7 separate regions of the Homo sapiens genome follow, and regions 1, 3, 4, 5, 6 and 7 are each linked to region 2. Evidence: chromatin loops called from intact Hi-C (ENCODE). Cell type or tissue: Caco-2. All regions are shown on one strand. Region 1 overlaps LINC00607 (long intergenic non-protein coding RNA 607). Region 2 holds the start of LOC102724849 (a long non-coding RNA gene). Region 3 has its middle 77 kb from the start of LINC00607. Region 4 overlaps LINC00607 (long intergenic non-protein coding RNA 607). Region 5 overlaps LINC00607 (long intergenic non-protein coding RNA 607). Region 6 overlaps LINC00607 (long intergenic non-protein coding RNA 607). Region 7 overlaps LINC00607 (long intergenic non-protein coding RNA 607).

Region 1 (4,000 bases), 330 kb after region 2:
CAAGAAAATTTTCTAGGGCAAAATAAAACATACAAAATCACTTCTTAGTAATTTCTTCATTCTGTCAGAGACATTCTATATGACGTCTTCTTTTGCTCTGTTAATTGAAGAACTGGCAATCTGGGGCACTTTCCCAAGTAATAAAAATGAGAGAATTACAGCCTAGGGAAGTGAAGAGGAAAAAGAGAGGTAATTGTACTTGAAAGCACAGCATTTGGCCCACAGTAAACCATCAGTAATGTCTATTGAATCTTGCATAACAACAAGAAGGTTGAAAAGAATGATATGAGAAATTGAGTCAAAAAATTAAGAAATAACCACTTCTGAGTAAGAACCTAAATGAACATTTAAAAAAATTTCCTTCCTGTTACTATGGCTTTGAAAGTCTCTAAGTAGGAGGAAGGTCTTAATCTTATTCTGATGATGCCTGAATCCCTGGCCCTCAAACTAGTCCGCCATTTCTTCTGGCCAGTATTGGGAGCTGGATGTGAGACAGAGATAAACAGCATGGCCAAGGAGGGACAATAATACAGTTAGTTGTAGAAGCTGGGCCCAAATAGGGCATAGAAAAACAGGGGAAGACAATGACCTTTTGTTTCCATTAGAACTATACTCCAGAATTCATAGTCCCAATAGGTAGAGATACCTATTCCTCACAGAAGAAAAGAATGAAATAAACAGAATTTTATTTATTATATACATTTTTACATAAATTCAAATTTGTATTTTTGTAGAAATTCTCCCTTTTCCACCATTTTTTGATCCCCAATCAATCCTAAAGTGGAACCTAGAGAAGAATAAGTTCCCCAAATAAACGGTGGGATGGGCAGATGAGTAGAGGCCAAATCTTTTTTTCAGATTCAGGAAAGTTTTAGATATTTCTAAAATGTCCCTCGAGTCTTTCTTGCTCATCATAATAAAAACAAAAACAACAAAAATACAATAGCAACACATACTATATGCCAGGCACTGTGACAACTGTTTCCCATGTAAAAGCTTATTGAATCCTCCCAACCACTAAGTGTAATAGATACTAGGACCTCACTTTACAGATGAGGGAATTGAAGTTCACAGAGGTTAAACAACTTGCCCAGGATTAAGGTTACACAGCTAGGAAGTGGTGAAGGCAAGATTCAAATGCAAGCTGTGGGAATTCAGAATATGCTTTCATTGTAATGGGTGTGCCCTCTTCCCACTGTCCTAGTTAGAGGTCACTTGGATTATTCCCTTTGGCTCCAAAATATCTGTATAGAAGCTCCTCCCCAGGAGTCTCCAGGGGTCATCGTAGGTTACAGAACATTCTGTACATTGCAGGGAAGTTTCTTCTGAGGGGCCCAAATGATGGGGCTTGAGCCAGTGTTGGTATCGTAACCTCTCAGCCATTAACTGGGTGGCCAATGAGAGAGAGCTGTGGTGCAGGCATGCAAAGTTCTCACATACACGAAGATCAGGAGGTCTGCTGGGGAGGCCTCAGGTTTAGTATATCTCTTGTGTGCTCAAACAGTGCCCATCACAGCAGATCTTCCTCCAGGACTGGAGCACCAAGCTGGCATCAGACCTATTGTTTAAACAACTCTCTAGAATCAGGTTTTAGGCAACAGGTGCCTCTGATCCAGAGCCTTTCCTACTTTTCCCAGGATCCCTTCCCATATGCTCTTTAACTGAACTTTGATAGGATGTTTCACCCGGAAGAGTTTAGAATCCCACTAGTCTAGATTCAAACCATGGGCAACCCTGCGTCTCCACAACCTAAGACATAGGGAGGGCTCAATGTTCAGAAGCACAATGCTCTACCTCCCCTCCCAGGATGGGAAAGGAAAAGCTTTCATTTGCAAGACAGGGTCAGGGGTGTTGGGAGAAAAGAACAGAAAGAAATGAGTATTCATATTAAAAATGTAACCCTTGGCCATGCTACCTCTGGGAGACCCTGATATTAAACTGATCTAGGCAAGATGAGAGCAAAACTCCATCTACCCAAAGCCTGCATACAACTTTGTGCTCCCATAACCTATTTGGCTGCTCTGCCACAGTGTTTATTACGCTGCATTATGTAAGCCTGTCTCCCCATTAGACTGCACAGGAACTAGAGCAAAATGGACACTCAATAAATGTGAAGTAAATGAAGAAATGTGCAAATTCGGCTGGGTGCGGTAGCTCACACCTGTAATCCCAGCACTTTGGGAGGCCGAGGCGGGCGGATCACGAGATCAGGAGATCAAGACCATCCTGGCCAACATGGTGAAACCCTGTCTCTACTAAAATACAAAAAATTAGCCAGGCGTGGTGGTGTACGCCTGTAGTCCCAGCTACTCAGGAGGCTGAGGCAGTGGAATCGCTTGAACCGAGGAGGCAGAGGTTGCAGTGAGCCGAGATCACGCCACTGTACTCCAGCCTGGGGACAGAGCAAGATTCTGTCTCAAAAGAAAAAAAAAAAAGAAATGCGCAAATTCACAAGATCTCACAACAGAAGAGCTGCAACATCACACTTAAACTCCTGACCTGTTGTATGGAGTCATTGATTTAATTGCTGTGCTGCATTTTAGTTTGAGTCCATACTTTCCATATAAACATTTAATCATCCATCCATCCATCCATCATTTATTCATTCATTCATTCACACTGAATGCATTTTTTGAGTGTCTACCATGTGCAAGCCACTATGCTAGTCTCTAGGAAACTGAGAGCAAGCCAAAACAGGACATGCTGAGGACACCAGAGCAAGATTTTCCCCTATATTTTTCACAAAGTTGAAATAAAAAAGAAGAAAAAAATACAGAAATAAGTTAAATAATGAATAGTAGCTGCCAGAGAAAAGACTGGAGATATGCTCAAGGGAGAAAAAAAATGTCTTTCAAAGGTGATTGGAAAAGAAAGGCATTGGCAACACAGGGAAAAAAAAACAAAACAAAAAAAAAAAACAAGGAAAGACATTCTAGAAGGCAGGGAGTTATAAAATAGATCCTTAGTAGTGAGAAGAAATAAGTCTGCCAGTGCATTCTTATATTGCTACGGGCAAAGAAAAAGGGTGCCTGACTTGTCTGCATATTCTCTGAGAAAGTCCAGCTGTTCTCTGGAAAGCAGAATGCCTGCCTCTGGAGTGGAGCTGAGCCTTGCAAACTGATTAAAAAAACATGTACGGTCAGAGAATAAACACAAAGCTCAAGGATGTCTTGCTGTGTGCACTTTATGGGCACAGAGTACTGCTGCTCCTTTAATATAAAGCTATTATCCACAGTTGCTGACTCATGTTCCTAAATTCCACAAATGTCTTCCATTTTGTAGCACGCTCCTAACAGGCTTTCTATCCTTCCTGTGGATATCTCATCTGAGTTTGAGAGTGAGGATCCCAAAAGGAAGAATCCCAAGGGGAGTGTCCAGAGAGCAAGTGTTCCAAGAGAACCAGCCAGAGGCTGCATGTCGTTTTATGATCTAGCCTCAGAAATCACACAGTGTCACTTCTACCATACTCTATGGGTTCAAATGGGCACAAACCCACTGAGAGTCGAGGGAAAAGGACATAGACCCCACTTAAAGACAAGAGGTATGTGAAAGAATTTGAGGCCATATATTAAAACCAACATACTCACCAACTTTTTTTTTTTTTTTTAAATAGAGGACCTGATGCCTGGAGCTGCAGCAGCCATCTTGTAACCATCAGGAAAAACTCGAGAGAATCCCAGAGACACGAGTGCTGGCAATATGGAGCTAATGAACCAATCAGAAAACTGCTACCTCCAGACTTTTGAAGACGTGAGAAAAATTAACTCAATATTTGCTCTAGCCATTTTTAGATGCATTTGTTACTTGCAGGCGAAAGCCCTTCTAACTGATACACTACCTCCAGAGACAAGTAGTATAGACTCAGAATGTCATTAACAGATCTGGACGTGAAGGAGGCATAGAAATATAGAAATAAGATAGTGTTTCAGTCTTTCGTTACTGAGTTTCCATCAGTTCTGGCTAAGTCTCAGAGAATTTCAGAATGCTGCATAATTAGAAC
Region 2 (4,000 bases):
GCAGTGAGCAGCCTCCCTACCCAGGAGAGAAAAGGAGAGCAGAGTTGATCAGGCTGGTCTGGATATTTTCCCCAAATTTACAAAGCCAGTGCGTCACTTCACTTCTCCAGAGGAGAAACAAAATGGGAAAATTGGCCCAGAGGAGCACCAAGACTGTGCTTACGGAAAATCACCAGGAAATGGGAAAATGTGTTCCCTCTAAACCTAGAATCATCGTCACTAATAGCTGTGTTCTCTATAAATAAACTTTTGAAAATTAAAAAAGTATAAAATGCCAAGATATGTCGTGTAAAACAATTTAATGTAACTTTTCAAGTAGACTTGTCTGTAATGAGACCACTCTTGGTTTTAAATTTGCAGATGCTCTTTGCAAAGAAAGTAGCATGTGTTTAACATTTACCTTCAGTATTAACTGTGTTAATACTACCATTGCTTATTTTGACATTTTAGTTTTTAACATTTATATTTGGAGGAATTAAAAAACGACTTGATTTCAAAGGAGGTATAACTCATTTTCACAATCTGAGTTCATGTGAATGTTTTAGAAGAAATTTCAGAAATGGCTTTGAAGTTATCTGAGAAAATGTTTACAATTATGCCATTTGGGAATTACAATTCTATGTGTTGGAATTGTTTCTATGGAGATACAAATTGCTGTACAATGTAGAATGTAGTTTGATAGAATGAGAATGTTAGAATTTTCACAGTGCTTAAAGACTGGTAATTAAACTATAACTAGCAAGGTAAGAACAAAATAACCACATCTTAAGTACAGTTTGACTTTCATGACTAAAGATAAAAATTACAGGGAGGTAGGATTTTATTTCACTATAAAGATGAACTTCCTAACGGTAAGAGCTATCTAAGATTGAAATGGGCTGCCATAGTTAAACAAAAAACATAAAATTACTTGGGGATAGTATTTGAAGGGGAGTCACTCATGCTTGTATTGTACTGCATGCCTTCCAAGATCTCTTCCAATTCTAATACTTGTATTCTATAAGAGCAACAGAATCATGCAATGATGAAAACCTTTTCACCAATTTTTTCTTTTGTATTAGTTAATAGACAATACTAAGAGTACACAGCATGCCTCTGCTTGCAATAATAGAAAAGAACCAAGAACATTTAAAATGGGCTATTGAAGGAGACCATTTGAAATAAATTTTTACAAATTAAGGTGTTAAATCATATCTATTTTCTAAGCAGATTTTTAAAAAAGATCCTTGCAGGATCTTTTTTACTGCTAGTATTCCTTTGTTAGTTCTGAAAAGAGATTCTGTGCATTACTCTGTAAATAGTACTGTATATTACTAAAATTTTATTGGTAAAATTATTTGGCTGATTCTAAAGTTTAGAAGAAAAACACTGAACAAAATTTCCCAAAGAACGGACTGTATTAATTTGAAAGCACAGTCCTGGGGAGTTCCCAAGTGGATGGGTTCTAGTGACCTGGCAATTATTCATCAATTAACCACAGCCACTTATTATCTGTATGAATGGAACAAAGTTGATACACAGACCTTGAGGCAACAATGATCAGGATATATGGCTAGTTTTCTTATTCCATCTCAGAGTTACACTTCAGAAACAAATTTCCTTAATATTTGATATTAAGTGTCATGCCCTCAATGACAACTAGGAGGAGCTGTTTGGTCTCGACTCTGCCTCAGAACTCTTTCCATGGGATCAAACATTGCACCTTGTACTGAATTAACCTTTTGTGTCTTTTGACCACATACGTAAAAGGTAAATAAAAATATATGTATTTTAAGCTCTGTTAAAAAAAAAACACAATTGCTGGCCTCTTGGATAATTAAGAGTTTATAACAATGAAGATTGCTTTGTCCTTTGTTCTCAAGATGCCCTCATGGGCTGTTTTAGAAGGATGACCTGTTCAATTTTCACCTCGGTCATCATCTCTGAGTCCTGTTTTTGCACATGGGGACTTTCAGTGCTCCTTACCTCTTCTTTTAGTTTGAAAATAAAGGGTTTTAAAGTCTCAATCTAGGGTCTGCACTGAAAAACGTCTTTTCTCTCTAGTGGTTATGCTAATGCAAGTTCTCCAATGTTACTCTGCATAACTGAATCACTAACTCTGCATTTCAAAGTGCCAACACTGGTAAACCTGAAAATTTATTAATGTAACAAACATTGTGCTGGAAACAAAAATATGGTTTCTGATCTCAAACATTTTAAGATCACATTGGAGAAAAGACACGAACTGTAATATCTTCACAATTGGTAATAGCAGCAGTTAGAAACAACAGGTTAGGCAGTAGAGGACATTTTCTCTGTCACAGAACTGAGAAATTGTCAACATATATACTTTTTTTGGTGTGTGCATTTTGGGGAGTAAAGAACATGGGGATGAGTAAAATTTATAAACCTTTATTTTTTTGCGTCTTCCTAAAATGTCAAGTCTTTAAGAACCCATCAGCAAATAATATTAGCTTGATCATCCTCAAATAATGTTAGATTGAGTCAAATGAAGTAATTATTTCTGTAGGTCACAACAGTCAATATTGGCAATTTCATATGGTTCACCTAATTTTAAAAAAGTGTGCATTAGTTTTCTTTTTTTGAGACAGAGTCTCACTCTGTCACCCAGGCTGGAGTGCAATGGCACAATCTCGGCTCACTGCAACCTCTGCTTCCTGGGTTCAAGTGATTCTCCTGTTTCAGCCTTCCAAGTAGCTGGGATTACAGGCGCACACCACCATGCTCAGCTAATTCCTGTACTTTTAGTAGAGATGGGGTTTTGCCATGTTGGCCAGGCCTCTGCCACCATGTCTGGTTAATTTTTGTATTTTTGGTAGAGACGAGGGTTCACCATGTTGGCCAGGCTGGTCTCAAACTCCTAACCTCAGGTGATCCGCCCTCCTCAGCCTGCCAAAGTGCTGGGATTATAGGTGTGAGCCACTGCATCTGGCCTTGGGTTAGTTTTCTGGGGCTGTAGAACAAATGACCACAAATCTAGCCCGTTAAAACAACACTCATTTATTGTCTCACAGTTCAGTAGGTCAGAAATCTGGGTGGGCTTGACTGGGTTTTCTGCTTAGGGTCTCATGAGGCTGAAATCAAGGCTGGGCTCCTATCTGAAGGCTCTGGAGAAGAGTCTGCCTCCAAACTCAGATGGATTGTTGGCAGAATTCAGTTCCTGGTGGTTGTTGCCAGCGGTTGTTTTCAGAAACTAGAAGCAGCTCTCCAGTCCTTGCACGTGTTCCCCTCCATCTTCAGGTAGCAGTGGCCTTGTGCTTTGAATCTCTCTGACATTTCCTCTGTCACCAGTCTGAGAAAGCTCTTTGCTTTTAAAAGGTTCATGTGATTAGATTAGGCCCACCAGATAATCTGCTTTTAATTAACACAAAAATAACTAATTAATAACCTTAATTACATCTGCAAAATCGCTTTTGCCACATAACATAACATAATCAAAAGTGCAGTGAGAGGTTGTGTAGTAAAGTGGCTAAGGGCATGGGCTTGAGAATCAGACTATCTGGGTTCAAAGTCATGCTCTATCACTAAATTAGGTGACACTGGACAAAGCTTTTTAGCTTCTCCGTGCTTCTGCAAAACAAGCATCATCTTTAATAACCTGCCTTGTTGGTTGGATTTTAAAGGGATCATTCTTAACAAATATTTAGCAGAGTGCCTGGCACATAATAGTTGCTCAATGAGTAACATTTAGTATTATTATTGTAGAAAAAGAAAATGAGAAAGAAAAAGTGAGAGAAAAGAAAGAAGTGAAAGAAAATTGTTGTAGACAGAGTGATCAAGGAAGGATTTATAAAGGAGGTGAGGCTTGAGTTGGATTAAGGTTAACTGAATTTTTGTAAGCATGAAGAGGGGCAATGTATTCATTCTAAATTATAACAAATTTACCAATAAAAGGTTTGTATTTTGTAGAAATGAGAAACTGATTACATCTGCTTATTTGGACAGTGAATGGAACCACATATTCTGCCTGTTGGCAAACACCAAATCTGTATAGTTTATT
Region 3 (4,000 bases), 470 kb after region 2:
AAGGAAAAACAGACTAAAGAGTGAAAACAAATTAGCAATCCAAACAGCTCTCTCCCAGCCTGTCACTGGAAGGCCTTTGGTGTCTCATTCCAGAGTCAAGGGGTTTTCTGAGTTGAAGATTAAAGGATACATTTTCAGGGCTCAGAGAACAGACAATCTGTGAAATGCATATTCACCCAAGGCAGCCAGAACAAGGTGCGCATATGAAGAACCGGGATGGGCCTTCACCCCAAACCAGATGAGCCTTGTATGGATAGTCGGTATTTTGCACCCACTGGGCTCGAGTCTTTCATATTTTATTCATGCTTGGGTAAGGAAAAAAAGAAAGAAGAAAGAAAGAAAGAAAGAAAAAGAAAGAAAGAAAGAAAGAAAGAGAAAAAGAAAGAAAGAAAGAAAGAAAGAAAGAAAGAAAGAAAGAAAGAAAGAAAGAAAGAAAGAAAGAAAGAAAGAAAGGCCATTAAGCTCTCTTTGGGAATGTGGGAAATCTTATCTTAGTTATTCTCAACCAGGGTGATTTTGCCCCACAAAGAAACATGTGGCAAGTGTCTGAAGATATTTTTGATGGTCAAAACTGGCACTGGGAGGTGTTGCTGGCATGTAGTGGGTAAATAAGAAGGAGAAGGCTGAGCACCCTGTGAGGCACATGATGACCCCCACAACTAAGATTTATCTGTTCCAAGATGTAGTTAGTGCAAAGGTTGAGAATCTCTGCCTTAAAATGTAAAGCAGTAAAAACAGAACGTTAAGAAAGCTCCTCCCTCTCTCATGTGTATATTTGTGTATGTCTCTGTTTCCATCTCTCTCTCTCACACACACACACACACACAAACACACTGCCGGCTTCATAGGGGTGAAACCTATGCACATGAGCAGGGTCCCATACTCAGAACAGTTCCTGTACTTGATGTAATCCTCTGCTTCACTATCTTGAAATTCTCAATAATTTTGCATGAGAGGCCCCATATTTTCCTTTTGCCCTGGGCCCTGCACATTACGTATCTGGCCCTGCATGCAAATGCCTGTGCAAGAGACACTCAGCATTTCATGCAGTAGAACCATATGTTCTCCACTACCCTCTTTTTTCTCCCCTAACATTCCACTTTATTATAGTAGTGCATGCTTTCATTCTGTTTTTGAAACCTCTCTTTGGGTTATGGCAGAGCCAACGCTGGAAAATAGACGTGTGTCATGGATTCTGAAGCGTCTGCATATTTTCTTCTTGCCCATCAAACTCTCTAGAAAATCCATACAGGGCACCAAGTGGCAGTCAGCAGATCGTGCGACATAAAAATTTTCTCAAAGACGCTGGAAAGAAGCTGCAGAGGCTTTTCTTTCCTGCAAGGGCAGCAGGGCTCTGCTCTGATCGTCCTTGCAGAGATGACAAAAATGATCCAGGACAAGAATCTTAATATCTGTAATCTAATAAAATCTACTTTCATGTCCATCCTCTTCTTGCCAGTCCTTTTTCATTCAATGTTCTGGATTGTTCACAAACCTATGAATAAGCTTAAAACCTATTAAAAACCTGCAAGGCAGGAACCATCACTTTGCTTCTTGTTAATCACTTTTAATCTACTACCACAAGTCAATCAGCAACAATTTACTGAGCAATTGTGAAGGGATGGAAGACCCTATCTGCAAACAATCTTGTTCACTTTTACAAATGGATCCCTTAAAATGTCCTGTTACTGGAAGGATGCGGACCTCTCAGGGCTCTAGAAGAAGCACCTAAGTGGATTATCTATGAGGCCTACATGAAAAACCAAACAAGAGCAACAATAAATTTGTTTTTTGAATACTGTGCAGTATGACAAACCCTGCCTAAGAGATCCGGGTCTGCATACACGTGTCTCTACTGCCATCTTCTGACGAGCCATCCAGCACAGCCATCCATTAGCGTCTGCCACTTGGGAATCCCTCTGAGCACTTTAGAATTGAACTTACAAAGTAAATGGGCTTTGAAAACAATATTAAAGCACAAATCATAGTCGCTGCCACACTAGTAAACAGTTGAGAACATCAATAATAATTTTTAAGTTTGCAGGCAATTCAACTTAAAACAGTACACATGGAGCAGAATTCCTCACTGTAGTCTGTGAGCAGACAGCCTTGACTGAACAGTGGGACTCTTCAGGGACCCAGGCAAGGACTATGGGAAAGTCCAAGGGAAGAGTCAACAGGCTGTGATCCTAACAGCTCAAATTCTTTTGGAATTTTTGTTTGTCTGTTCCTATGAGGGGAAAAAAGACCAAAGCTCTGAGTCTGCTTTTCTGGGTAAAGTAGAAATACAGCCAATGTTCCTACTTAGGCATCACCTGAGACATGCCTAGTTCTCCTTTCCCTTTTGTTCCTAAAAGCACAGACCAGATTGGCAATAATAACAATGATGGTGATAATGTGGATTCCTCAAGGGTAGAAACCTCATTCTATTCACTGCTGCATTCCCATGACTAGAACAGCAATTCATAGTAGACATTCCAAAGATACGTTTCTTGCAGAGACATGGATGAAGCTGGAAACCATCATTCTCAGCAAACTAACACAAGAACAGAAAACCAAACACTGCATGTTATCACTCATAAGTGGGAGTTGAACAATGAGAACACACGGACACAGGGCAGAGGGCATCGCACACCGGGGCCTGTCGGGGAGTGTGGGGGCTAGGGGAGGGATAGCATTAGAAGAAATACCTAATGTAGATGACGGGTTGATGGGTGCAGCAAACCACCATGGCACATGTATACTTATGTAACAAACCTGCACGTTCTGCACATGCATCCCAGAACTTACAGTAAAAAAAAAAAAAAAAAAAAAAGATACATTCTTAACAAAGGGGCAGTCATAGCTATCATTGACTGATGATGTATTTTATGCTAAATCCTTTACAGTTCTTATCTAATTTAACATCTATAGTAACCTATGAAGCATGTCTTATTATCCATGTGTTGGGTTTTTTTTGTTTTTTGTTGTTGGTGGTGGTGTTTTTTTTTTGTTTTTTGTTGTTGGTGGTGTTGTTTTTTTTTGTTTTTTGTTGTTGGTGGTGTTTTTTTTTGTTTTTTGTTGTTGTTGGTGTTGTTTTTTGTTTTTTGTTGTTGGTGGTGTTGTTTGTTTTTTGTTGGTGGTGTTGTTTGTTTTTTTTTGTTTTTTGTTGTTGGTGATGTTGTTTGTTTTTTTTTGTTTTTTGTTGTTGGTGGTGGTGTTTTTTTTTGTTTTTTGTTGGTGGTGTTGTTTGTTTTTGTTTTTTGTTGGTGGTGTTGCTTGTTTTTTTTTGTTTTTTTTGTTGTTGGTGGTGTTGTTTTTTGTTTTTTGGTGTTTTTTTTTTTTTTTTTTGAGACAGGTCTCCGTCTATCACTCAGGCTGGAGTGCAGTAGCGCAGTCATGGCTCACCGCACCCTCGACCTCCCAGGCCCAAGCAATCCTGCCATCTCAGCCTCCTGAGTAGCTGGAACCACAGGCACATGCCACCACACTCAGTTATTTTTTAAATTTTTTGTAGAGATGAGGTCTCACTGTGGTGCTCTGGCTGGTCTCGAACTCCTGGGCTCAATTGATCCTTCCGCCTCAGCTTTCCAAAACACTGGGATTGCAAGCATGAGCCACATTGCTGACCTCCATGTGTTTTTGATGGAGAGTGAATCACCAGACTTGGCAGATGGCCAGACTGGCCAGAGAGGAATGAATTTATGTTGAGTTGAATAAGCTATAGCCCATGAAGAGGTGGCTACATAAAAATAATAATAAACCTCCATTATTGAGAAATTACTATACACCAGGACGGTGCTTAGCATGATCTTATTTACTCCTAGGAAAAGCTTGATGAAATAAATCTTACTTGGTGTCAGGCCTCTGAGCCCAAGCCAAGCCATCGCATCCCCTGTGACTTGCACGTATATACGCCCAGATGGCCTGAAGTAACTGAAGAATCACAAAAGAAGTGAATATGCCCTGCCTCACCTTAACTGATGACATTCCACCACAAAAGAAGTGTAAATGGCCGGTC
Region 4 (4,000 bases), 160 kb after region 2:
CCAAGAGATTTCTACAGATAGCAAGATGCCTGGAATTCCAAAAGGAAGAAGTTACATTCAAAGAAGCATTTTATTGGCATCTGTAAACAGGCCAACACCTGTTAGAAGAAAGTCAAAACACAGATGAAAAAGAACCAATGCAAACATTCCAGACAGACATCAATATTGCCCACTCCATAAGATATTCCTCATGTTGGACTGCACTTTCCACACTCTGATGTTTAGGATTGGCCATGACTTGGTTCATGAAGTGTGAATGGAACAGGTCTGTGTCCCTTCCCACTTCTGAGAAGATCATGATCTTCCCAGGTCTGGGAAGAGACTCCCCAGGTCTCTCTTGAGCCAGCATTGGCATCAGCCTGTATTCTTCGAGTGTGATGAACAAAACAGCCCTGCTGAATCTTGATTGACATATAACAGGAGCAAAAAATAATCTTTGTGGTTTAAGTCACCATGACTTTGGGGTTGCTTGTTATTGCAGCATAACCTAGTCCACCCAATTGTTACAGGAAGAAGGTCCTGATCCAGACCCCGAGAGAGGGTTCTTGGATCTCGTGCAAGAAAGAATTCAGGACAAGTCCATAGAGTAAAGTGAAAGCAAGTTTATTAAGAAAGTAGAAGAATAAAAGAATAACCCTTGAGGGTTGCTGGTTGCCCATTTTTGTGGTTATTTTGTGATGATATGCTAAACAGGGGGTGGATTATTAGTGCCTCCCCTTTTTAGACCATATAGAGTAACTTCCTGACAATGCCAGGGCATCTGTCAACTGTGATGGTGCTGGTGGGAGTATAGCAGTGAGGATGACCAGAGGTCACTGTCCTCACCATCTTGGCTTTGGTGGGTTTTGGCCAGCTTCTTTACTGCAAGCTGTTTTATCAGCAAGGTCTTTATGACCTGTATCTTGTGCTGACCTTCTAGCTCATTCTGTGGCTTACAATGGCTTCACCTTCTGGGAATGCAGCTCAGTAGGTTTCAGCCATATTTCACCCAGCCCCTGTTCAAGATGGAAGTGCTCTGGTTCACACGCCTCTGACACAATGTTACCATATCCATCCTCACCAAAGCATTTTAAAGGACCTATGTATTTGCAAGTGTTCTCCATTGAGGGAGACAGAATGGATGTACATAATCATTTCAGTGATTTAGGGCAGGGATTTAGACATTTTGATAACTTTCTTGATTTAAAATGTGTAACATTTTATTTTGCTTCCTTCTATTACAGACATGCTGTGCTATGCTTTTCTGAGAAATACTTTTTAATTTTATATTCTTATTCCCCCTTACTCCCAGTTATTTCTTAAAATCTTTTTGATGAATGCTTAATGTTCATTCCCATGAATATAACTGATAACTTTATCTTTTTAAACATTATCTTTTAAAATTTAAGTGCCTGTGTCTATGTAATCTAAGCAATTTTTTAATTTTTATGTTTAGATACTTTATCTGGCAACCACACAATAAATAGAAGACTCTACTCTTCTTTTCTTTAATAAATTCCACAAGGAGCAGAACTAGTAAGAGGAAATTAGTGTTTGAAAAATCAGTATGGCTGTGAAAAGAAAGCTCTCTAAGAATAGGACTATTGTGGCTATGAATTAATGAAAAAATATTCCACTATTTTCTTTAAGTCTATCTTTCTTCAAGATCTTGTAAAGCATTCTTCCAGGCTGCTAATAATTGGCTTTTTTCAAACTTGATATTCAGGCTTAAAAAAAAAAATCCTTTTTTCCAGGTGCTCCCATCAGTAGGGTAAATTTAAGAATTATTTTTACTGGATGTGGATCTTCTTGAGAGAACTGGCAAACCAGGCAACTTTGAAGCTACAGTTTTTTCATTAGCTGGGAGCTGTAACCTGACCCCTCCACCCTGACCACATTTGACCTAAGTGAACACAGTCTGTCTCCGGTACATGGATAAGATTGGAGGGAAAAGATAGTCTGCAGGTCCCCAGCTGAGAGAAGGGGAAGGAGGGAAAGATAAGAACTGTGGTTTCAAATATCCTTAATGGGAATTCTCCACAGTCGTTTTTCATCAGGGCTGCGTGCTGTCAGAGCTTTGATTAGCGCCTCTTCCCTGGGAATCCTTTTGTTTGGTCAGTCTAGTGTTTGAACTTTGGCCAGGCCATTTTTTGTATTCTCCAGGTAACTAGGTCTGTTTTGATACAGCCCCTGGGGAGTGACTCATAGTCTCTAAAGGATAGACCACTATCTGATGTTTTGTTTTCCTCCTATGTCCATACCCTGAAAGGCAAGGGTGATTTTTTTTTCTTTGCTGTTTTCCTGGCTGTTGTCTTGCTGGCTTGGAAAGTCTAAAACGCATTCAAGCCATGGCACCCGGCATTTTCATCAGTATTTTTATTGGTTTGTTTCTTTTTTGGTTATGCATACTGAAAGTAAATCAACATATTAAAAAGCAAGAGAAAGAGATCAGAAAAGGAACGACATTTGTTAGTGGTTTCTGATTTATGAGTCTGAAGGACCTGTCACATTGAGCCTCGGCATGATATTAATTAGCTGCATGGCTGAAACGCCTTGTCAGTGTCGCACATTAAAGACGCACCTTGCAGCCGGGAAGGAGAGACTCTGAAGAGAGGGGAGGGGCGGCTGCAAATACAAACCACGCTGATCACTTTTGCCTGCATCTCCACACTGCTAACAAAAGGCAACTCACCGAGGCACACTTTCCGATTCTTGGTTTGTAAAAGCTGGTGAGAATATCAATGAAGCCCCACCTAATTTTTGCCTATTAATAATTCAGCTCCAGAAAGTGAAAAATATGAAAAACACAACCAGTTTTTCAGTCAATAAGAAAGGCCTTTTTTTTTTTTTTAATTTGGAGTCCTATGCAAGTGGCCTTGTCATGGCAGGGCCTTGACCAGCTCACAGCCGGTGTTCCATTTACAGTAACAGGGCGTGGCAGGTTGCGCAATAGGGCTGAACGGCGCAGTGCTCAGAGGAAGCCCCGACTGTCACGTTGTGCACGGAGTCTTGCAGTCTCTACAGGGGCCAAGAGCTGAGTCCATTTTCAGCCCCTCCACTTCTTCAGTGACATAGTCATCCTCTCCGTTAAGGGACACTGGTGGAAACACGTGCTAAAGCTAAAGAAGCTAAACAAATGCTGGGTGTTTTCAGGAAGGCTACTGAAAACATAGCAGAGAAGCCAGCTTACTCTTGATCCAAACCTCACTAGGCATGTTTGGTGCCATTCTGGGTGCCACATCTTAGGAAGAAGGCACAGAGCTGGGCAAGAATTCTTTCAGGTGGATCTCATGTGGGCCACAGATTGGTCTATTAATTACAGTTGTAACCACCCAACTTCCCCATGTTCCAGTCCCCAGTTGTCCACTGACCACAAAGACTCCTCACGACTGCCTCTCCAAGGAGTCTACCAAGAAAGCACCAGCATCGCTGGGTTGGTCTCTAGGTAGGCAGTCTTCAGGATGCTAGAGAGTTCTTCAACATGGAAGAACTGTGGCCTCCACCCAATCCTGTCTCCCACCTTGTCACTTGAGCCTCACAGGGACAGTGCCCACAGCCTTTGGAAGTCCTGCCTGTGTTTCTGACCTCCACCCTGCCCTACATTTACAAAGTATCTTGTTAAAGTGGTGCATCAGCTTTTGGTCCCCGATATCCTAATTGCCAAGGTGCCAACTCTGTATAAGATGCCATAAAGAGATCAGTTGCTGTCCCCTCCTCTTCACCCTCCACTTCTCTCCTCTTAGACTGTGCCTCCAAACTAACTCCTCCCTCCTTCAGATACAAATGAACCTGGCCCAGGGACATCAGTGATCCCAGAAGGGCCATACAAAGCCAAAATGAAGCCTTACCTTGGCAAGCTGAAATGTCCCATGACTCAACAAATCCTCACCAAATCTCTAGGAAGCATGAGTAGGGAAAATCCACCTTAGAAACAGAATCAGAGGTTGCAGTAATTTTTAGGTAGTCAGAAAGGCAGACAGAGATGCTGAAAGGTAGAGAGAGCCCTTCAGTTGTCTGTTCA
Region 5 (4,000 bases), 370 kb after region 2:
TATACAGCAGAGGTACCAGGAAAGCCAAGTGAGGAGGTTGACCCACAAGCTATGGCGTGGTCTAGGTGGGAAGGGCAAAGGAGACAGTCATGCCACTAAGAAGTGGCAAGCCTGGAGTTTGAAGGAGTGGACAAAAAAAAAAAAAGAGAGAGAAAGGTTTCTGAAAGAAGAATAGAGGACCCAGAAATAAATATTTCCCACATCTTATGTTTATCAAGAGTATTCCCACTGATATCAACAGGAATGAAAACATAAATATCTGCTTCAAACATAATCACTGCAAAGAATTGGAAAGTGGCTGATACAGGCTCCTTCTAGTGGTTCGCTGGAGTCTATAAGAGCGGAACAAGAGATAAAGAAAAACTCCTCCTCAGGTTACAGTTACATGTTCTCTTTGCCCTTCCCACCAAACACTGATTTGCAGAGGTCATTGCCTAAGCAGCAAATATGCTATTCGTCAGGTAATAAAGGCAAAGTTAACGATACAAAGATAAAAGAAGCATTTTTAAATTTACAAAATAGAACAAAGAACTACAAAATAGGGTCATCAATGTCAAGCAATTAATTATTTCCTAAACAAAGATAACCCTGGATTTCAAAAGCACACTCATCAATTACAGACAGACTAGCCCAAAAGATGACTAAGGGATAATATCTGGAATATAGGTTACAGAATGCCTTTCAAATGTCTGAGATACACACATTCCGGAGTACCGTGAAAACTAAACAAACAAGAAAGCAACACTTAAACGCCCGACATTTCCCAGAATTTGTATAAAATAGCATGCTAACTCACTCTGGAAAGCACAGCCTGCTTATCCTTTCAGATATAGAAGGGAAGATGAATCTGTTCACTGCTTTCTCTCTTCCACCTCCCCCTGAGTGTTCTCCACATTTAAGAGAAGGTTTTTGCTAAAAAGTAAAATACTCCTTGGCATTAGGAAGAGCAGCATACTTTGCATTCTTTTTTTTTTTTTCAAAATTGTATCAAAATCTCCTTTGAAAGCAAGGATTGTTCTATTTATTTGCTTTGTATCCTCTATGGTCAGAGCTCTATGAAAGAGAATCCAATCAGTTCTGCAACAATAAACAGGATGTCTAGGAAGGTATCACAAAAATCCTTAAAGCACAGTTAATTTTAAAACTTATTATTACTATTAATTATTATTAGAGAAAGGATCTTGCTCCATTCCTCAAACTAAAGTGCAGTGGCACCATCATAGCTCACTGTAACCCCATATTTCTGGATTCAAGAGATCCTCCTGCTTCAGCCTCCTGAGTTGCTAGGACTACAGGTGCATGCCACTATGATCAGCTAATTTTTTTTATTATTTTTTGTAGAGAGGGGGTTTCACCATGTTGCCTAGTCTTGAACTCTTGGCCTCAAGTGATCCTCTGGCCTCAACCTCCCAAAGTGCTGGGATTTACAAGTGTGAGCCATCAAACCTGGCCTTAATTTAAAAATTAATGAAAACAATTAATTCTACTTTGGCATCAAAAATAATTGCCTAGGCCAGGCGCAGTGGCTCACACCTGTAATCTCAGCTCTTTGGGAGGTCAAGGCAGGCGGATCACCTGAGGTCAGGAGTTTGAGACCAGCCTGGCCAACGTGGTGAAACCCCATCTCTACTAAAAAAATTTCAAAAATTAGCCAGGCATGGCGGTGCACACCTGTAATCCAGCTACTTGGGAGGCAGAGGCAGAAGAATCGCTTGAACCTGGTGAACCAAGATCAAGCCACTGCATTCCAGCCTGGGCGACAGACTAAGACTCTGTCTCAAAAAAAAAAAAAAAAAAAAGAAAGAAAGAAAAGAAAAGAAAAATTGCCCGTATAACACTTTGTAGAAAGATGCAAAATGTTAAAAAAACAAAACAAAACAAAACAAAACTGATCTGTATTGCCATATTAAAAATAAAATAAAATAAATAAAACACGTTGGGAATTACCATAGCAGCCCTCACCTGCTTCTCTGTGCAGGACCCCCTAAGGTAGAATATAAAATGTCATCAACTGTTCCCTGCCTTGAATATCAGGTCAGTCTACTGTCCCTCCTTCCCCTAGGGCAGCATATCCTCACCAGCAGCTCAACTGTTCTGGCAAGAGCAGCCTGTAGCCTGAGCCGGGCCTTCCCTCTCACCTCCTCTTCCCCTCAGAAAGGTGTTGCAAGAGCTGCTCCCTGCTGCCCTCTGTCTTCCAAAGCTCAATTTGGTTAATTCCTCCACAGCTTGTCTTTTTTCCCCCTATCTTTACACACCTCCATAAACACAGTTTTTCCTCTTTTCTCCCATCCTTGCCCAGTTACCTGAGAGAAAAAAAATATGGCGCTAGAGTGGATACTGCGATTTCAGGACCGAAACCAATTCCACCAATGGCTGTGGTGTTAGTGGCTGTATTAGTCCATTTTCATGCTGCTGATAAAGACATACCCAAGAGTGGGTAATTTATAAAGAAAAAGAGGCTTAATGGACTCGCAGTTCCACGTGGCTGGGGAAGCCTCACGATCATGGCAGAAGGTAAAAGGCACATCTTACATGGCAGCAGACAGGGTAGAATCAGAGAGCCAAGCGAAAGGGGTTTCCCCTTATAAAACCATAGGATCTCGTGAGAGTTATTCATTACCACGAGAACAGTAGGGAGGAAACTGCCCCCATGATTCCATTATCTCCCACCAGGTCCCCCCAACCACACATGAGAATTACAGAAACTAAAATTCAAGGTGAGATTTGGGTGGAGACACAGCCAAACCGTATCAGCGACCGTGGTACTCAGGAGACATCGTCCGTGGGATTTGCTCTCAGCGGGGGAGTTGCATGCTCCAAGTCACACCTTTCCTGAAGTGGCCCCTATCCACTCACTGATCAATGAGGAGATAGACAACTGAAGGACTGTGCCTGCTTCAGGGCTGCCCTGCCATCAGCCAAGTCATTTGCGGTACCTGCATCTCCTCTTCTCCAGTTCTGCTTCTGTTACTCCACAGGGGTTGATTCAGAGCGGCTCCCCAGTCAACTACACTATCTCAGAGTCTGAATTCCAGGAAACTGACCCAAGATACCCATCCTCTTTTTCCCCACATTCTTTCTTTCTTGTTGTTTTTATAGAGACAGGTGTCTCTAGGATGCCCAGGCTGGAGTGCAGTCGTGCAATCACAGCTCACAGTAACCGTGAACTCTGGGGTTCAAGTGATCCTCCAGCCTCAGCCTCTAGAGTCGCTGGGACTACAGGCGTGATCCTTCACGCTCTCAAGGCTCCGTATTCTTTCTTTGTGATTAAAAATGAACCTTGGGGTGGCTGATCAATGCTAGTAAAACATGGGTGTCAAACTAAAGTTTTAAGTAAAATTATTCCTTAACTTCTAAAGGCTTCAAATGTGCTGAGAATTTCCCCCTGGATAATCTCCACAAGTCTCCAACATTCTCCTCTCCTCCTCTAATTAAAAATGCCATCGTCAAAGCCATATTGTAGAAAAAAGAAATTATTTTTATTAATTTGGTTATGTTCAGTTATAATTAATGGATTTGCAAACACAGTCTGCATACCTAAACTATAACATTTGATTTCTCTGCTTCTTTTCATTGCAAATGTACATTAGTTCATCTAGGTTTGAATTTAAGTTGATTTCTATGAGCTGACCCTTCGTTCCTTTTATTATTTTTGGTAGAAAAATTATTTTTAAGTTCAGAACAACTGACAGTGAAATAAACTGTTGGAACTCAAATCGCCTGAAAGTGGGAGTTCACAATGGCTCCAAATAATTAGCTTTGGAAAGAGAGAGAGGCCTCACACCATAGCAGGGACATGAAATGAAGCTTCAGACTCCCCCACCTCGCAAAGACACAGCTTCCCAGTAGCTTCACTGTGTAACGGCAGAAGGGTCCCAGCTGGACTGTTGCATTTTAATTTCCCTGCCTCCAGATCACTGCTTGGACCACACCTTCATGACTAAGCAGTCCAGCCACTCATAGGGCAATTGGGACAATGAGGTCATATGTACCATGGGCA
Region 6 (4,000 bases), 340 kb after region 2:
AAACCAGGGGAAAATTGTGATTTTTTTTTTCTTTTTCTTGTCTTTTTTTTTTTTTTTTTTTTTTTGGCTTAGGTTCTATGAAGAACGGGCAGTCATGTAGAACTACAACTGGACAAAAAGGGAGTATGACCCAGTGGTAATAAACTGAGGGGAACTTAGCAAGAGAGTTCAGAGAACTCCTTTTCTTTTGTTTTCTTTTCTTTTCTTTTTTTTTTTTTTTTTTTTTTTTTTGAGATGGAGTCTTGCTCTGTCGCCCAGGGTGGAGTGCAGTGGTGCTATCTCGACTCACTGAAACCTCCACCTCCTGGGTTCAAGCAATTCTCCTGCCTCAGCCTCCCAAGTAGCTGGGACTACAGGCTCGTGCCACCACGCCCAGCTAATCTGTGTGTTTTTAGTAGAGACAGGGTTTCACCATATTGGCCAGTCTGGTCTCAAACTCGTGACCTCATGATCCACCTGCCTCAGCCTCCCAAAGTGCTGGGATTACAGGCATGAAACACCGCGCCTGGCCGAGAATTTATTTATGGCCATGTTTTAGGGGAGAAAAATGGGAGAAGCTCAGAGTGACCTTCTTGCTTCTGTGGCTTTCTCAATTGTCAAGGTGCTATATTTTGGGGTATCATGCCCTAGGCCCCAATAATTTCCTTTTTCCTTTCTTTCATTTTCTATAAATGCATCTACTTAGCTAAAAAGTCAAATACTCAAATGTAGATTATTTTGTCTATACAAGTTTTGCCATTTAAAACTTTTTGCCATTTAAATTATTTTCTTTATGTGCATTATGGCTTCAGAACGGCAACTCAGGGAAAAGCAGCTTACACCCATACACGTACATGCTTATCTCTTCCTGCTGAAACCAAGACCCCTCTGATTAGTGAAGACTGTTACTTGGGGAATGACTGAGCAGTACATGAGTTTAGGAGTTCCTCCTTTTTGTGTTAAGCATGGTTTGGCTTAACTCCAAACCAGGCATGGGAAGTCTTAGTCACACTAGGCCACTGAGTTTGTATTTGCAAGGAAATCTCTGGTTTGCTTTCTGTGTCACCTAGCACACATCTCCAAAGATTTTACTTGTATCACTTTGAACCCTAGAACAAATATTTTGACATCACACAGTATACACAGCAGAATCCCACAGCTTACAATGCAATAATGCACTTACTTTCAGCAAAGCAAGGAGGAAAAGGAGGGAGAGGGAGCTGGTTAAAACTAGAAGTTTCTACAAGTTAGCTTGCTTAATCAGTAGGAGGTGGGTTTATTTGTTTTGTTCTCTTTTAGTGGTTACTTTCTATTAATGAAGACTGTGTGTACTTGTGTTTGGGGTAAGCTTAGTCATTGACATAGGGACAGGGCTGGAAAACCTAAGTTAAGCTTAGCAAGTTAACACCATAGAGGATAACAACAAAGACTGTCTCTGTAAACAAACTTTAGACCAGGTTCTTTGTGCCCTCTTCTCAAATAGGCCTCATCTTTGGGCCTTGTCTTTGGCCTGCCTAGTCCAGTTTTAGCAAGAATTCTGCTAAGTCAGTCTAGCAAAAATCCCCTATCCTTGATATCTAATCACCCTGGCCTGCCTTCAGCAAGAATTCTGTTAGTCTCTTTAGAAGAATTTCCCTATCTTCGTTGTCTCCTCTTAGTAATTTTCCATTCACGGACCCCCTCACTCTGTTCATTGGATATAAATGCCCCACGGCTTTGCTATATTCAGAGTTGAACCCAATGTCTCTCCCCTACTGCAATAGTCTTGATACCTATTGCAATAGTCCTGAATAAAATCTTCCTTACTGTTTTAACAACTGTCAGAATTTTTTTTTTTAACAAGGGTCAGGCTGTTATTTGTTATGTGTGTTGTAAAACAAAGCATTTACAATCTTCTCCAAGTTTTATAGCTCAGTTTTAGCCATGGGTATTAAAATATGATCTCCTGCCTGGGACCTGAAGGCTCCAAAGCCCTTATTGCAATTGTGCTTAATACATCCCTCTAACCCATCCCCGTTTCTACCCTTCTGGGACAAGAAAAGCTGTGCCTTACTTAAAACTGCTGTGAGCATGAAAACATTCCACTGGATGGGGCTGGAGGCACAGGGTGAGGGGCAGCAGCTCTACTTTGAGCCGTAAAGTGCTAAGTGGGAGTTTCGTTTGCCAAGAAGGGGCCTTCCTGCACAAGGTGGAAGGTGGTGTTGGTGAATGAATAATTGCCAGGGAAGTATCACCAGACACCAGGATAAGATTTTATGGGTCATTGGGAGGAGAAAGCAGCTAACAGCATCCTTGTTGAGTCTTTAGAGGCACAGAGTAGAAGCCCGAGGGAGAGTAAACAGCAAAAATAGTTAAGGAAAAAATAAGCTACAAATAGTAAGGAGGGGAAGTGGGAGCACTGAGCATCAGGGAAATTTCTGGCAGAACTCTAGCAAATGCCTGCACAAAATCACACCAACCTGATGATGCTGTCATTCCTGATCATTTCCTCCAGCCAAGGGGTTGCTCTCCAAACTTACGGAAGAGAGAACCTGAAGGCAGTGACCTACCTATTCACCAGCTTATACATCAGCATGAGTTAGTTATTCCAGCTTATTTTATGAGCTGTTATTCAAGCATTTGAGTATCACCAATGGTGAGGTATTGGGTGATTTATTGCAGAATATTATTCCTCTGTCACTAAGTGTAATGAGATCATTTGCAAATTTTATTTTTTCTCTGCCTTCTAAATGCATGCAATTGTTAGACCACATATTTGACAGCTGATATGATCCACAAAACAAAGGCAGATTCCCTCTATTCATCGTATAACTTAAAGAGAAAGCTTCTTCCCTACCAGTTTCCTAGAGCACTATCAACCTTGCTAACATCTTTGCATCCACTTCCTTGGCTTAAAACAGCATTGAAAGTTGCTTTTGAGTTTCTTAATGCACTGAAGATGCGATTCCTAAAGAACCTGAGAACTATGGACTCTGATGAAGATGCATGTTGGGAGATGTGAGACAATAAGCAGATCAATGCCATTCCATCAGTCTCTTCTTCCCACTGTTCTCTGCAAGTATCTATTGAGCAGAGCATTGAAGTTTATAGCGCTGTCAATGCCATGCAGGGAAGCCCATTGGGCTGGGTGTTTTGTATTTGTACTGTAGATCTACTCTCCACTTTGCCCCTTTCTGTTCCCTGGGAGGCTGCGCTCTGTGGACCATATCACTCCAGCTCACTTGTCCTCTGGCTTTTATTAAGTTTAGCCAATGAGAGTCATTGGCAGGAGATCACAGAGTGAGAGGAGTGAACACCTCTGAAAGCAAATTTCTTCCCACTCTAGCCTCCTCCCACTCCCTCTCCCTCTCTCCCAGGCTCTATTATACAGTGACTGTAATCCTGGCACTAGGCCACTTCTCCTATCGGGTGGAATCTCTCTTGCCAGAGAACTACAGGTTGTACTAATTTCTGGTAACCACTCTCTGCCTTCCTTCAGACCATGCAGGGAGTGATGCCAGTTCCTGCTGTGCTGTTCCCTGTCACCATCCTTTGGTGGTTTGCTTTAACGTTACTCACACATTTTTTAAACTATCCTCTATAGTTGACCTTTTGAGTGGGCCATGTCTTCCCTACTGGGACCTTAACCACAACCTCTTCATTCATTGTCAGGATTTTATATCTACGTCAACTTTCCAAAACACAGCTAAAATCTAAAATGTTGTTTTTCACATTTAAGAGCATTTTTAGATTGCAAAGAAGTAGCTATAGATTCCATTCCCAGCAACATGAGGACCCCTGAGGACTCATTTTCCAGTGAAATGATCGTAACTGATAAAAATCATTTTTAAAAAATTAAAGTTCCCAGAAATTGTTCTAAGGGTATACAGAAAATAAATCTATTCAAGAAAATCTACTAAATCTTGGTAAGAATAGTGAGGTTGTGGCACTTGAGCCATGACACACTAGCTTCCTCCCCACTCCAGCTCAATTTGAGGAAGGTTTCACTCTGAGTGGGACTGGTCAAAAGGTGAGGCTCCCT
Region 7 (4,000 bases), 230 kb after region 2:
TTGCCTAGAGATCACTTAATCTGTGGCATAGAAAAACTATATTCAATTGGCCGTGTGTAGTGGCTTAACGCCTGTAATCCCAGCACATTGGGAGGCCGAGGCAGGTGGATCACGAGGTCAGGAGTTTGAGACTAGCCTGGCCAACATGGTGAAACCCCGCCTCTACTAAAAATACAAAAATTAGTGGAGTGCGGTGGTAGGTGCCTATAATCCCAGCTACTTGGGAGGCTGAGGCAGGAGAATCACTGGAACCCGGGAGACGGAGGTTGCAGTGAGTGGAGATCGTGCCACTGCACTCTAGCCTGGGCAACAGAGTAAGACTCCGTCTCAAAAAGAAAAGAAAAGAAAAGAAAAGAAAAGAAAAGAAAAGAAAAGAAAAGAAAAAAAAGAAAAGAAAAGAAAAGAAAAGAAACGAACAACTCTATATTCAATAGATCTCTTGAAATAACTTGAATTTGGTGGGGGATGAGGAGGGGTTTCTAATAAGACATGTAATGTAGTAGAAAGATCTAGGCCTACGTTCAAATCTCATTTTTTCCACTAACTGGAACTTCTTTAGTAAGTTGGGGTTAATTCATTTCTCCCAGTATTATTGTAAGGATTACATTGATTTTTATTTTACAAATTTTTATGAGGTCCCTGTGGTGTACTAGGCACTGACCTTGCTACTGACGATATAACAACAATCATCAAGACATATAAAAGTCACTGCTCCATGAGGTGATCTAACACCTCGCCCTTTTGCTTCCTTTGTCTTCCTTTTTTTAGAGGGGAAGAAGGTCATGTGGGAATCAGTTAAATCACGTGTGGATAGAAGACAAGTTCCAGCTTTGTGGGAAATCCTGTAGCCTTCGCCAGGTACACCCTGACAATCTCAGAACTGATCAGGTAAAGCCAGCTCTGAGTTAGACCCTTCTGTGGCCTGTCAGGGAGAGCAGAGAGGGATATGCAGAATCCAGGCAAACCTGTTGTCTGGACTGGCAGAAATGGGAAGAAGCATTTCCAGAACACAGCTGAACAACCAAACCATCATCTATGTTCAAAGGGCTTCTTCTTAAATGCATTTCAAATCGATTTGCAAATTTTAAACAATGTGTCTTTAGTTTAAAAGCTCTAAATATTAAAAAATCAGTAAATTCTCCTTTAGCACTGCCCCACCCTCTGCCATTCTTCTCTTTCTCAGCACAATGGCATTACTGTTCTAACCACTCAATATTCAATATCTTATGTACTTTTAAGGAAATCTTAGGCACAAGAAAAAAGTTTATTTGTGAGGTGAGTTAACTCTTGTTTAAAAAAAAAATGGGTTGGCTCATATATAAACCTTACAAAAGGTTAATGCATAAAACACAAATATAGTTCAATTTCCTTTTTATGTGATTAGAGAAACTTACCTACAGAGTTGCCTATGACACCTACAAAAGAGGTGATGATAAGAATGATGCAGTTCACACTGTTCAATGGTTCCTTAAATTAATGAACACCAGATATGTTAGTGTGATTTCTTCTTCCTCTTTCAAGTTCTTTATTTACCACTCCATGCCCTCCAGGTTAGCTGAGTTTAGTGCTCTGGGATAATGACTAGTTGAATTCGCTGCAATTTTTTAAATATGCCTAGCATAGGGGCCAAAGGAAAACTTCTCTTCCACTCTCTGAAGGTTCACTGAAAATCAACTGGCAAAAGGCAGATCAGTAGGAGAAATGGCATACAAATTACTAGCATCCACGAGGGAGAATCACAGAGTGATTGCCTCATACCCCGTGGGGTAGAGGTGTTTATATACCCTACATCTTAGGGGAAAAGGAAATGGAGATGTATAGGTGACTTTATAGGGACAGAAAACAATTTTTAGGGGAATTCACTGGGCTTGAAGAACATACAATGGCCAGAGACAAAGTCTGTTGGGCCTGCAGAGTGGACAATGGTTTGTGACAAAAGTCTGTCCAGGTGTGTTGACAGATTTCAGTCTTCCTTCCTGCGATAGGAGATGAGTTAATGGAAACTCAGGGAAAACTTAGGGTAATTGTCTTCTTCTTTGATGGGTCCAGACTTTTCGGCAGATAAGGAAACATCAGAGAACAAATTTATCCTGTGCTTTGGGAGATAGGAAGGGGAGAAGGTCAGGGAGACCTTGAGGCTCCTTCAGTTCAGCATGTCAAAGTGCCATATCTTAGAGTATCAGTTTCTGAGCCCCAACACTAGAAACATGAACAAGTTAACAATTCAGTTAAAAGGGAGAGAGAGATGAACTGAGTGAAGTGCATTGTAATCCTTCCTGAGGTTAAGCTAGTGATAGTCGGCCTCTCAGGCGATTATGTTCACCCTCCTAGTGTCAGGGAGACATCTTTACTGCTTTTCCTAAGAGAACTTAAGAGATACTGGGGCAGGGCAGGGAATTGGAAGCAGATAGCAATGTGGACAATCTGACTTTGTTGGCAAATGACTAACCTGAATACAATGAAGTTAAACATCTGCAGATAGTTTCTGGTTGTTGGCTTTTATCAGTTTTTATATCCATGTGGAGTGGTGGGGCTGTGATTAAGAAAGCTGGTGGACTGTGAATTACATTTTTCACCTTTTAGTTTAAGGATTGAATATGACACATTTGGGTGGAAGAGCACACCAGTTGGATTTTACTTTTTTTTTTAATGTGACTGAGAGAAAGTGAATCAGCTGTATTTTGTATTTATTCAGGTTTCATAGTGCTGATTCAGGGACAAGTGTCTTTGTTTTATATCAAATTCTGGGTCTTTTTCAGCAGAAATGAATCAAAGAGAATCAGAGAAATGTGAGTTGACTTTTTTAAAGGAAACAGGAGGATCTGGTGTCAGAGCTTTTAGTCCAGAGTTTCACATTGATGATAGCTGTAGCTGCTTTCTAGAATTCTCAGGAATTAATTACAACCAGATTTGTTTTTGTGGCATTCACATCCCATCTATTTGTCAATTGCTCATCCACTCATCCAACTTCTCCATCTCCATGGAAATCATTTCTTTTTTCCAAGGAAAATCACACAGGAAAACAATAGACTCAACTTGGAAACATCAAAACAGTCAAAGCAGTCTTTCTGAGAACAAGGCCTATATCCCTCAGCTTGATCTGTTTCCCTGAAAACACCCTGAATGATGTTTTTCTTATGTTGAGCTCTTCAAGATCCATATTCTTAGACACTGGGCCAAAAATAATGGGCTTGCCTTTCCCTGTGAGGGACCTTGCCCTATGACCTAAGCTGCCCACACAACCACTGAGCAATAATCCTGTTGGCCTCTTAGAGGGAAATGATGAAAACAAGAAATTGTCCCTCCAACTTGAGGGTTTTTTTCTCCATAAGTCTTAAAATTAATGAGAGCAGTAAGAAAGCATCGTGGCTTCAGTATAAATATAAAAACTATTAATTGTAACAATAGAGAAGAAGTCATAATTCATAATCATTTCCATCTTTCATGTTGAATATTTCAGGGTTTGGAAAAAAATATTTGCATTGATTTTTTTCCCCGAAGCCTAAATTATTCACAAGTATTATGTATCACTGAATTAACAGTAGTCAGAATTGTGTGTTCAACATAAATACCGAAGTATATAACTTTGAATATTTCCACAAATACAATGGATAAAAAGGTAATTTTGTTCACATGAGTCAATGAATTTCGGAAGTAGAGGTGGCAACTCAAACAAACTCTACGCTCCAAACCCACCCCTTTGTGCTTCTTCAAGAATCAAGAATTAAGGCTACAATTCTTAATACCTACATGTTGTTTGGCCAGTTACTTAACTTTTGTTTCTTAGTTTTCTCATCTGTAAAATGGAGCTACTTGTTTCTACTGCATGGAAATATTATGAGAACTACAAGTATTAGAACAATGCCTGCAGTATAGCAAGAACTCAACGTTAGCTATCATGTTTATTTAAACTTCCTAATTCACTTTGTAACTTCTGTGCCTAAGGTGAAGATCCAGGAATACTTAAAGAAATCTCTGAAACAGTTTCTTCTTCGTTTTT

The links. Peaks named below come from ENCODE experiments on the same cell type or tissue, not always from the same donor. Only the 100,000 strongest peaks of a DNase experiment are listed, where the experiment ranks them.
Region 1: a loop joins it to region 2, with 7 times the contacts of the local background. A loop is called at or near these places in 4 of 110 quality-filtered maps.
Region 3: it touches region 2 in a loop (10-fold over the local background); 95 of 110 quality-filtered maps call a loop at or near these places.
Region 4: it touches region 2 in a loop (5-fold over the local background); 9 of 110 quality-filtered maps call a loop at or near these places.
Region 5: it touches region 2 in a loop (12-fold over the local background); 31 of 110 quality-filtered maps call a loop at or near these places.
Region 6: a loop joins it to region 2, with 4 times the contacts of the local background. A loop is called at or near these places in 4 of 110 quality-filtered maps.
Region 7: it touches region 2 in a loop (6-fold over the local background); 5 of 110 quality-filtered maps call a loop at or near these places.

Annotation. Positions count from the first base shown.
Region 1 is chr2:215,781,382-215,785,381 of GRCh38, forward strand. All of the region lies in intron 1 of LINC00607 (long intergenic non-protein coding RNA 607), which reads right to left. Among named protein-coding and RNA genes, the nearest start is that of LINC00607, 60 kb to the right of the region's middle. In Caco-2, no CTCF peak of the experiment used is centred here; no DNase peak of the experiment used is centred here.
Region 2 is chr2:215,452,983-215,456,982 of GRCh38, forward strand. LOC102724849 (a long non-coding RNA gene) reads left to right here and starts at 725. Exons shown (of 4, transcript NR_110607.1): 1 at 725-743; 2 at 3,910-4,000. In Caco-2, a CTCF peak has its summit at 1,657; no DNase peak of the experiment used is centred here.
Region 3 is chr2:215,918,467-215,922,466 of GRCh38, forward strand. No RefSeq gene overlaps it. Among named protein-coding and RNA genes, the nearest start is that of LINC00607, 77 kb to the left of the region's middle. RefSeq lists an enhancer at 3,455-4,000. In Caco-2, CTCF peaks have their summits at 1,872 (motif pointing left) and 2,083; a DNase peak (open chromatin) is centred at 1,865.
Region 4 is chr2:215,617,291-215,621,290 of GRCh38, forward strand. It overlaps LINC00607 (long intergenic non-protein coding RNA 607), which reads right to left. Exons shown (of 10, transcript NR_037195.1): 8 at 3,828-4,000. The region is part of intron 1 of LOC102724861 (a long non-coding RNA gene); the gene reads left to right. Among named protein-coding and RNA genes, the nearest start is that of LINC01614, 99 kb to the right of the region's middle. RefSeq lists an enhancer at 2,796-3,090. In Caco-2, no CTCF peak of the experiment used is centred here; DNase peaks (open chromatin) are centred at 231, 2,021, 2,551 and 2,921; H3K4me3 peaks cover 269 bases.
Region 5 is chr2:215,826,556-215,830,555 of GRCh38, forward strand. The region is part of intron 1 of LINC00607 (long intergenic non-protein coding RNA 607); the gene reads right to left. Among named protein-coding and RNA genes, the nearest start is that of LINC00607, 15 kb to the right of the region's middle. In Caco-2, CTCF peaks have their summits at 2,190 and 2,391; DNase peaks (open chromatin) are centred at 406, 2,136 and 3,976.
Region 6 is chr2:215,792,955-215,796,954 of GRCh38, forward strand. All of the region lies in intron 1 of LINC00607 (long intergenic non-protein coding RNA 607), which reads right to left. Among named protein-coding and RNA genes, the nearest start is that of LINC00607, 49 kb to the right of the region's middle. In Caco-2, a CTCF peak has its summit at 2,076; a DNase peak (open chromatin) is centred at 2,097.
Region 7 is chr2:215,682,574-215,686,573 of GRCh38, forward strand. The region is part of intron 5 of LINC00607 (long intergenic non-protein coding RNA 607); the gene reads right to left. LOC102724861 (a long non-coding RNA gene) reads left to right here. Exons shown (of 8, transcript NR_187737.1): 7 at 769-888. Among named protein-coding and RNA genes, the nearest start is that of LINC01614, 33 kb to the right of the region's middle. In Caco-2, no CTCF peak of the experiment used is centred here; a DNase peak (open chromatin) is centred at 2,358.